Regions from separate parts of the Homo sapiens genome. Here all the other regions are linked to region 1. A link is a contact called in ENCODE Hi-C or POLR2A ChIA-PET data. All regions are on one chromosome and are shown on one strand. Each heading gives the region's core, a stretch centred on a gene start or an enhancer-like site at or near the end of the contact. The rest is flanking DNA. Distances are from core to core; before and after follow the strand shown. Region 1 holds the start of SLC66A3 (solute carrier family 66 member 3). Region 2 overlaps FLJ33534 (Putative uncharacterized protein FLJ33534). Region 3 overlaps ROCK2 (Rho associated coiled-coil containing protein kinase 2).

Region 1 (2,612 bases), core at 52-2,551:
GGGGGTTTCCCTATGTTGCTCAGGCTGGTCTTGAACTCCTGGCCTCAAGCAATCTTCCCGCTTCGCGGGGTCAATAACGATCAGTATCGATCTAGCCAGGGCAGGTCCAAGCCGTTTCCTTTAAGGGTTCCCTTCTGAACATCCTTTTCTCATTTAGACTTGGGAGGCAGGACTCAGCACCTGTTTTTTTTTTTCCATAGGCGGAGGTGATGGGCCGGTGAGGCTGGAGAGAAAGAGCCTCGGCCAGAATTCCGAACTCCGAAGCTGACCCAGCTCCCGTCCCTCACACTTCCCGGCTGAGATTTATGGCACAAAACCAGGGATCGTGGATTCTGGCATTGCATTTTGGTGCTTTTTTGCCTGCTTCATAACCAGGCCCTAATACACAGGCGATTTTCAGAGGTTGGAAAATGCGTCCTTCCCTTTCCCTCAGTTTGTGGCTTAGACGGCCACGTCCAAGTTACTTTATCAGGAGAAATCCTTAAGAAACAGTTTCACTGTGAAGTGCTCAAGTTCAAGGCTTCCGGTGGCCCCTCAGGGCCCACGCCGCTAGGAGGGAAGCCTTCAGTCCCAGGCTGGAGACAGGCCGCGTGCTCTGAAAGGGCACAAATGAGGCGACCCTGGGGCTCTGGTCCCAGAAAGTCTCTCCAGCCTGGTTCCCCACCTGTAAGTCGGGAGGGTGCACTCAGCCCTTAAGCAGGAGGCTTTAACTCCTGAAATGCTTAGTGAGAGAAACTAAAACACTTGCAGGGAGGGAAAAATCCCGGCAGAATGGCCCATCCCCCGGGGCCATTTGCCTCTCGGTCCACCCAACCCGTGGAAAAGCCGGACTTCCAGGGCGGCTCCCGGCGGCGGCTAAACTATCGGGTGGCAAGAACGCGGAAATGCGAAGCAGCTGCTGGTGGAGCCCGCAGGCCAGGGTGGGACTGTCGCCCGGGGCGGGGCTAGGAGGGGAGGGGCGGGGCGAGGAGGGGCGGGGCGAGGCGAGGTTGGCCACGGGATTGGGCTAGGTGAGGCCGACCGGGAGGGGGCGAATCTGGGGGCGGGGCGAGATGAGGGTAGTCCGAGGACTGAGCGAGCCCGGGCGGGCCCGTAGGCGAGGCGAGATGAGGCTGGCCAGGGGGCGGGGCGGGCCCGGGCGGGAGGGGCGGGGCGGGGCGGGCCCGGGCGGGAGGGGCGGGGCGGGCCCGGGGGCGGGGTGCGTCCAGGGGAGGGGCGGAGCGAGGCGGGTCCGGGGCCTGGCGGCGCGCGGAGGGGCGGGCCCTGGCCGGGTGGTCCCGGGCGGATCCCGGGAAGGCGGAAGGCTTCGGCAGAGCTGCGCCGCCGAGGCTGAGCGGTCCCTTCTCGCTGCGGCCGCCCAGGTGCCCGCGCCCGTGGCGCTATGGAGGCGGCGCTGCTGGGGCTGTGTAACTGGAGCACGCTGGGCGTGTGCGCCGCGCTGAAGCTGCCGCAGATCTCCGCTGTGCTAGCGGCGCGCAGCGCGCGGGGCCTCAGCCTTCCGAGTTTACTTCTGGAGCTGGCAGGGTAAGGCCCGGGGCGGCCGGGGCTGCCTCCTGCCCCCTCGCAGCTGCTGCCGGCTGGGAGCCCAGGAGAGCCTCGGCTCGAAGTAGGGCGGGGATGATCCCCGCGCGCCGGCGTCGCAGCTGGGCGGCCGAGGGTGAACTAGGGAGCCTAGGGGCTCGGGGTGCTCTTCCCACGGCCACCCGCCACCCGCGTACATTGTTTCTCACCAAGCCCCGCGTGGCACGAATTGATTGCGCACGCCCATTTTACAGATGAGAAAACAGACCCAGCGGAGGCAGCCCTTGGTGCGCTAGTGACAAAACCTGCTGGCCCTGAGCAAGGCCATTTGCACCTCGAGGCTGTCATATTCATTGTCCCTAAACTCACCACGCACCGTCAACCTCGTTCTCGGGCCTCGGTTTCCTCACCTGTGAAATAAGGGGTTGAACTAAGAATGTATGAATCTCTTCTCTTCTCCCGGTGATTGGTGGGGAATCTTTCCTGGTTATTTAATGAGATTCCTTGGGAGAGGGTCTTAAGACAATTGCATTTCTTGTAGAAAGAAGTTTCCTTAGTCATCTGTAAGGAAGTTGGAGAGTCTCTGCAGTTGGGAAGGGGTGACGGAAAGGTCGTTAAATCCTTGATTCTGAGGCAGCTTCTAAGGCTTTCCTATTCAAAGTATTCATCATGCCAGAGCGCCAAACTTTTGGGGTATCATTTTTGAGCCCCAACAATAGGAAAACACATACCTCAACCTAGTGGTCTCGCCCCTTCCCCCTGGCCAGGCCAGGCCTTCCCCTTTGCCCCCCGCCATCACCCAGTGGGGTCTGAAGCCTGGTCCTCCACACAAGCCTTCCTGGTGGGCGGGGTGGGGGGTGCGGCATACAGGATGGGAAGAAGCCAAGGGGTGCGGGGGAGAAAGAGGAGACCTCAGGTGTGGGAGGGTGAGGGGTCCCACTCAGGCTTTGGACCCCGCGCCGGCCCTATGGAGCCCGGCCCTGGGCACAGTCATCCAATAGGGGGCTTTGAGGGGAAATTTTTGGGAAAGGCTTGCAGTGGGAGGGACTGTGACCTCTTCCAGGCTTGTGAGTGACTCTACCCTGCGGGGT
Region 2 (2,612 bases), core at 46-2,545, 50 kb before region 1:
GGCTTCCCGGCCAGGCCCCAGGCTTGCCCGCAGAGGTGAGCCCGGCTGGGGTGGGGCCTTACACCTGGTGCCTGTGTCAGCCTCCCCTGGATGGGATTTGGAGTTTCAGTGGATACCAACACCCATGGAGGGCCCACGATGACCTGCTTTCCAATTAAGTGAACACCTCAAAGTCCCTTCCGGCGTAAACAATCTCTGATTCCTTGATTTAATCCTCCACAGTTAAAGGAACCTCTGCACTAATGGGCTTGAGTGACGTCTTTTTGCACAGTAATACGTGGTCGTATAACCCCCACAACGTGTCTCTAAATCCATGTAACAGTCACTGCTCTCAATAGTGATCACAGTTGTGCAGAATTGAGATCTGAATGCTGGTTGTGGTTGTGCAGAGCTGACATCTGAATGCTGGTTGTGGTTGTGCAGAGCTGACATCTGAACGCTGGTTTTGGTTGTGCAGACCTGAGATCTGAATGCTGGTTTCGGCTGTGCAGAGATGAGATCTGAATGCTGGTTTCGGCTGTGCAGAGATGATATCTGAATGCTGGTTTCGGCTGTGCAGACCTGAGACCTGAATGCTGGTTTCGGCTGTGCAGAGATGAGATCTGAATGCTAGTTTCAGCTGTGCAGAGATGAGATCTGAATGCTGGTTTCGGCTGTGCAGACCTGAGATCTGAATGCTGGTTTCGGCTGTGCAGAGCTGAGATCTGAATGCTGATTTCAGCTGTGCAGACCTGAGATCTGAATGCTGGTTTCTACAGTGGATTTGTCACATTCACACGTAGCGGGGCTTGGGACTTGAATGTATCTTTTTGGAGGGACACAATTCAACCCATAACACGCCCCTCCTGGGCACCTGCACCTGGTGGCGGCCCACACTGTGGATAAAGGCCTGGCCCCAGGCTCCACTCGGGACAACCCTGAAGGGGTGTGCCAGCTCCAGAGCTTCCCCAGGGACCAGCGGTTAGGGCATCACTGCCCGACGACTCCCTCTACCCCACTGGCTTTCCTTCTCTCCCTTCACAGACCCTAAACCCAAGAGCACTGCCCCGCCACCAATAAACACTCTTCTGTCTCTGAGTGAGCTTCCCCGGGGACCCAACCTGCATCAGGGACTCACCTATGTGGGGACATGGCCCATGCTGACGCGTGGCCTGGGGGACATGCCCCATGCTGAAGCATGGGTTGGGGGACACGGGGCCCATGCTGACGCGTGGGTTGGGGGACATGGCCCATGCCGACGCATGGCCTGGGGGACATGCCCCATGCTGAAGCGTGGGTTGGGGGACACAGGCCCATGCTGACACGTGGGTTGGGGGACACAGGCCCATGCCGACGTGTGGCCTGGGGGACACAGGCCCATGCTGATGTGTGGCTGTGAAACTAACACATCACCCAAGGCCTCCAGGTGAGGGTCCCCTCATAGCCACGCTGTGACAGGACGAGGTTGTTCCAGAACGTTTCAGAGGCTACCCCTAGGCAGCCATCTCCAGACTCCATTGATGAGCAGCCTTGGGAACCTCCCCCCACCCCACTGTGCCCCACCCGCGTCTGATGATCCTCCCGGTCTGTAAACCTTGGCCCGGCCGACTTTAAGCAATTGTCAGTTATGTACTCACTTCTGCCTCCAAGACGTCAGTCAGCCTCTACTGTACACGGCTCACACTGGGCGCCAAGGACGTGTAGCTCACGGTCATGGCCCTGACCTCGAGTGGCTCAGACTCGGTGGGAATGAAGACAAACACACAGCTTTCCATGACACAGAGTGACGGGTGTGGGAGAGGCAGCCGCCGGCTGCCGTGGGAATCCAGAGAAATGAGACTCAATCCAGACCCGGTCCACGCAGGTGCCTCAGAGACAGTGAGGGGGATGGTGGTCCTGGGAGGGGCACACTGTGGCTGCTCCTGCACAGCCAGGGAGCTACAGGGGTTTCCACGTGGCCAGGCGCAGCAGGGAGGCAGGCACCTGATTGTGAAATGAACAACTATTGAGCTCCATAGGTTACTAAACTAGTTGGAGGCAGCTATCCCCAGTACTACTCGGGCCACAATACAATGCCTGATACTTTTGGTGGCTGTGGATCTGTACCGTGTTTAGCACACGGCCTGGGAGTTAGGACCCTCCCTCTCCCCTTTTCTGGTCTGGAGGTTTCACCTGAACCCTATTCATTCCACATGGGGGGCTGATTTTTTTGATCAGATCAGTCCTGGGTCTTCACCAGCTCATCTGACTGGTCTGCCAAAGTTACTTCAACTTTAATTTATGAATTCTGTGACCATATTCCTCACATCACAGGATTTCCAATCTTCAGATAAGAGAGGGAGGGTAAAAACCTTTGGGTCAATTTAGTTAGGTTTACACTTTGAGAACTAGAAAATTTCTAACCAGGGAAAGTGAAAGAACGTGAGAGCCTCGGCACAGGTCAAATGCAAAAACACCTAAGAAATCAAGACAACTGAAAAGAGAGGCTGGGCGTGGTGGCTCACACCTGTAATCCCAGCACTTTGGGAGGCCGAGGAGGGCAGATCACTTGAGGTCAGGAGTTTGAGACCAGCCTGGCCAACATGGTGAAACCCTGTCTCTACTAAAAATACAAAAATTAGCCAGGTGTGGTG
Region 3 (2,612 bases), core at 72-2,571, 48 kb after region 1:
GACTTGTAATTACATCATTCTGATGGCTAAAATAACGTGTTTGTGTGTTCCTGTGTTTTAAAGTTTTCTCAGTTTTAATTTCTAACACAATACAAATCATTAGATATAACAAACGTAAACAAAAACTCATTTGGAACCCTTGATGATAATAATAATAATAATTATTATTATTTTTGTTTTTGAGACGGAGTCTCACTCTGTCGCCCAGGCTGGAGTGCAGTGGTGCGATCTGGGCTCACTAAAAGTTCCGCCTCCCGGGTTCACGCCATTCGCCTGCCTCAGCCTCCCGAGTAGCTGGGACTACAGGCGCCTGCCACCACACCTGGCTAATTTTTGTATTTTTAGTAGAGACGGGGTTTCACCGTGTTAGCCAGGATGGTCTCGATCTCCTGACCTTGTGATCTGCCCACCTCAGCCTCCCAAAGTGCTGGGATTACAGGCGTGAGCCACTGCACCCGGCAGAACCCTTGATAATTTTTTTAAGAGTATAAAGGGGTTCTGAGACCAGTGTTATACTAAATCAACATTGAATCACACATTCACATACAGACACTGTGATCAGCCATTTATGCCAACAAGTAGAATCCAAAGAGCACCTCAAATCTGGTGATCTCAGTGGGGAGTGCAGAATGCCTGGGAGGGGGCTTCTGGGGAGGCGAGAAGTGCTGGCTTTAGATCTAAACATGGATGGTGGCTGCACAGATTTGTATACTTTGTAAAAATTCACTCAGCTCCACACTTAGTATTTGTGTACTTTTTCTGTATTATGTTAATCTTCAATAAAGGAATAAAATAATAAATAAAATAAAAGCAAGCCCAACAACCCATTTAAGAAGCTGGGTTGAAATGGTACATTAAATTCTGGCCTTATTTTAAAAACATAAAAATTATAGTTATCCGAAACCAAAACTAAGGAGGAATAAAGCAAGTTGGAGAACAATACAATTTGTATGATATAATTTAAAAACAAGCAAAAAATAGAATCAAATGTACAGAAAACTCAACCTCACATATATTTGTTCAGATATATAGATAAAGGCACAGAAAACAGTCTGGAAGGAGAAATAACAAATTGTTGATATGTTACCTCTGGAGAGAGGAAAATGTCTGCATTCATGAAGGAGAGCTTACGTACTGCTTTTTTTTTTAAATGTAGTCAAGTATTTTACAATGGGAAGCTATATGAACACCACTTGGGTATTTTTAAAAACTACAATGCAGGAAGACTCAGAGGGAGCACGTGATTTAACCCTAGTCTCTTCAGTTCGTATACTGCTTAGGAGGTTTATCCTCATTCCCATTTAACATAATTTGGTCACTTTGTTTACTCACTGGCTCTTAAACTTGTGGGTAAAAAGGGAAGTTATGACTCAATGTCACTTAACTGTGTCATTTCTGTATTTTATTGTTGATGAGTATACTGTAGAGAATTCATGATTCTTATTTCTCCATGAGTCAAAGATGTGAGAGATGCAATTTAACAAATATATGAAAGGTCAAGTTTTAAAACTGTCCGATCACTGTCAGCTAAGCCCACTTGTAGCAAACCACAGTATAATTTTAACATCAGGACCTTCTTCAAGAGCTGATATCTTTCATTTATATGTAACTTTTATAACCTAATATTTATTAGGTATTTAAGAAAAGTAATTTTCAGAAAGTATTATTTCAGAAAGAACCATGTAATTACATGATTACAAATGAGGAGTACAGAACAGAAGGAAGAAATTACAATGAGAAGTAGAAGTCTCCTCATTTGACACCTCTCCACCCCTACTAATCCTATTCGCCTAGAAGAAATAACTGTTTCATTTGTGTTTTATCTTTTGGTGGTTACCTCCACATCTCATAAGTTTTAGATATTATTTGCCCATTCCCTGTTGTCAGACTTGAATTTAGCTCTCTTGCCTTCCCCAACCTCTCCCCACCTCCCAATATAGTTGTATCACTCATCTAAGTGGTATAATGAACCCCCCATTTCCCTCTTATAGCAACCACAAACTATAATCTCCCCGGTTTACTAGATGAGAACTCTAACACTCCTATCCTGTCATTGTTTTTGAAATTTCATGAGAATATGTCTAGATATAGATCTTTTTTCATTTATATGCTGAGTCCCTTCAGTCTAAAGACATTTCTCCTTCAGCTAGGGGAAATTCTTCTCTATTATTTCTTTAATTTCCTCCTCTTGGTTTTTAGTTCTTGCTGGAATTCTTATTCGCTGGGTGCTAGATCTCCTAGAACAGTCCCTCTGGGCCTTACTTACGTCTTTCAAACCTTCCATGACATTTCTTCTTTTGTTCTACATTTTAGGAAATTTCTTTGACTTTGAACCCTTCCAACAAATTTATATTGGCAGTAATTATTCATCTTCAAGAGCTCGTTCCTATTCTGGCTGTTCCTTTTACATTGTGTCTGGTTCTCAATTAATGGAAGCAGTATCTCCTGAAATCTTTGATCAATACTAATTACCAGTAGCTTTTTACAGTGCTTTTGTTTTTCCAGAACTTTTAGCAGTTCTCTTCTACTCCTTGATATATGTTTCCTCCGGGGGCACTTTTCCTCTTTCATTATCATAATCTTCCTCTTTCAGATTGCAGGCTTTCCTCAAA

What was found. A loop is a pair of places that touch in the nucleus more often than their neighbours do. ChIA-PET counts read pairs that join two places held with the same protein, here RNA polymerase II (POLR2A). Pooled maps may share reads with other maps.
Region 2: a map with no recorded cell type shows a loop between it and region 1 (6-fold over the local background). The contact joins the enhancer-like site here to the promoter of SLC66A3 in region 1. A Hi-C loop is called at or near these places in 2 of 37 single-sample maps with no recorded cell type and 6 of 50 pooled maps. POLR2A ChIA-PET finds 5 or more read pairs at or near these places in 2 of 52 experiments (CD4-positive, alpha-beta memory T cell and naive thymus-derived CD4-positive, alpha-beta T cell).
Region 3: a loop to region 1 is called in a map of PC-3, with 4 times the contacts of the local background. The contact joins the enhancer-like site here to the promoter of SLC66A3 in region 1. A Hi-C loop is called at or near these places in 8 of 168 maps with a recorded cell type or tissue (B cell, CD14-positive monocyte, PC-3 and 4 more), 1 of 37 single-sample maps with no recorded cell type and 4 of 50 pooled maps. POLR2A ChIA-PET finds 5 or more read pairs at or near these places in 8 of 52 experiments (A549, B cell, CD8-positive, alpha-beta memory T cell and 5 more).

The regions. Positions count from the first base shown.
Region 1 is chr2:11,154,166-11,156,777 of GRCh38, forward strand. SLC66A3 (solute carrier family 66 member 3) reads left to right here and starts at 1,302. Exons shown (of 7, transcript NM_152391.5): 1 at 1,302-1,524. The coding sequence starts at 1,382. It also overlaps a transcript of CIMIP5 not described here. RefSeq lists silencers at 889-1,368, 1,479-1,718.
Region 2 is chr2:11,103,701-11,106,312 of GRCh38, forward strand. FLJ33534 (Putative uncharacterized protein FLJ33534) reads right to left here. Exons shown (of 9, transcript NR_040080.1): 8 at 1,617-1,962. Among named protein-coding and RNA genes, the nearest start is that of FLJ33534, 27 kb to the right of the region's middle. RefSeq lists enhancers at 9-88, 99-268, 289-438, 1,247-1,746. Within about 2 kb of position 1,296, at least 3 of the 41 ENCODE cell types and tissues checked have a DNase peak (open chromatin) inside an H3K27ac peak, as active enhancers do.
Region 3 is chr2:11,202,335-11,204,946 of GRCh38, forward strand. The region is part of intron 20 of ROCK2 (Rho associated coiled-coil containing protein kinase 2); the gene reads right to left. Among named protein-coding and RNA genes, the nearest start is that of SLC66A3, 48 kb to the left of the region's middle. RefSeq lists a silencer at 1,169-1,463. Within about 2 kb of position 1,322, at least 5 of the 41 ENCODE cell types and tissues checked have a DNase peak (open chromatin) inside an H3K27ac peak, as active enhancers do; they include CD14-positive monocyte, PC-3 and endothelial cell of umbilical vein, where a contact is called at or near this core.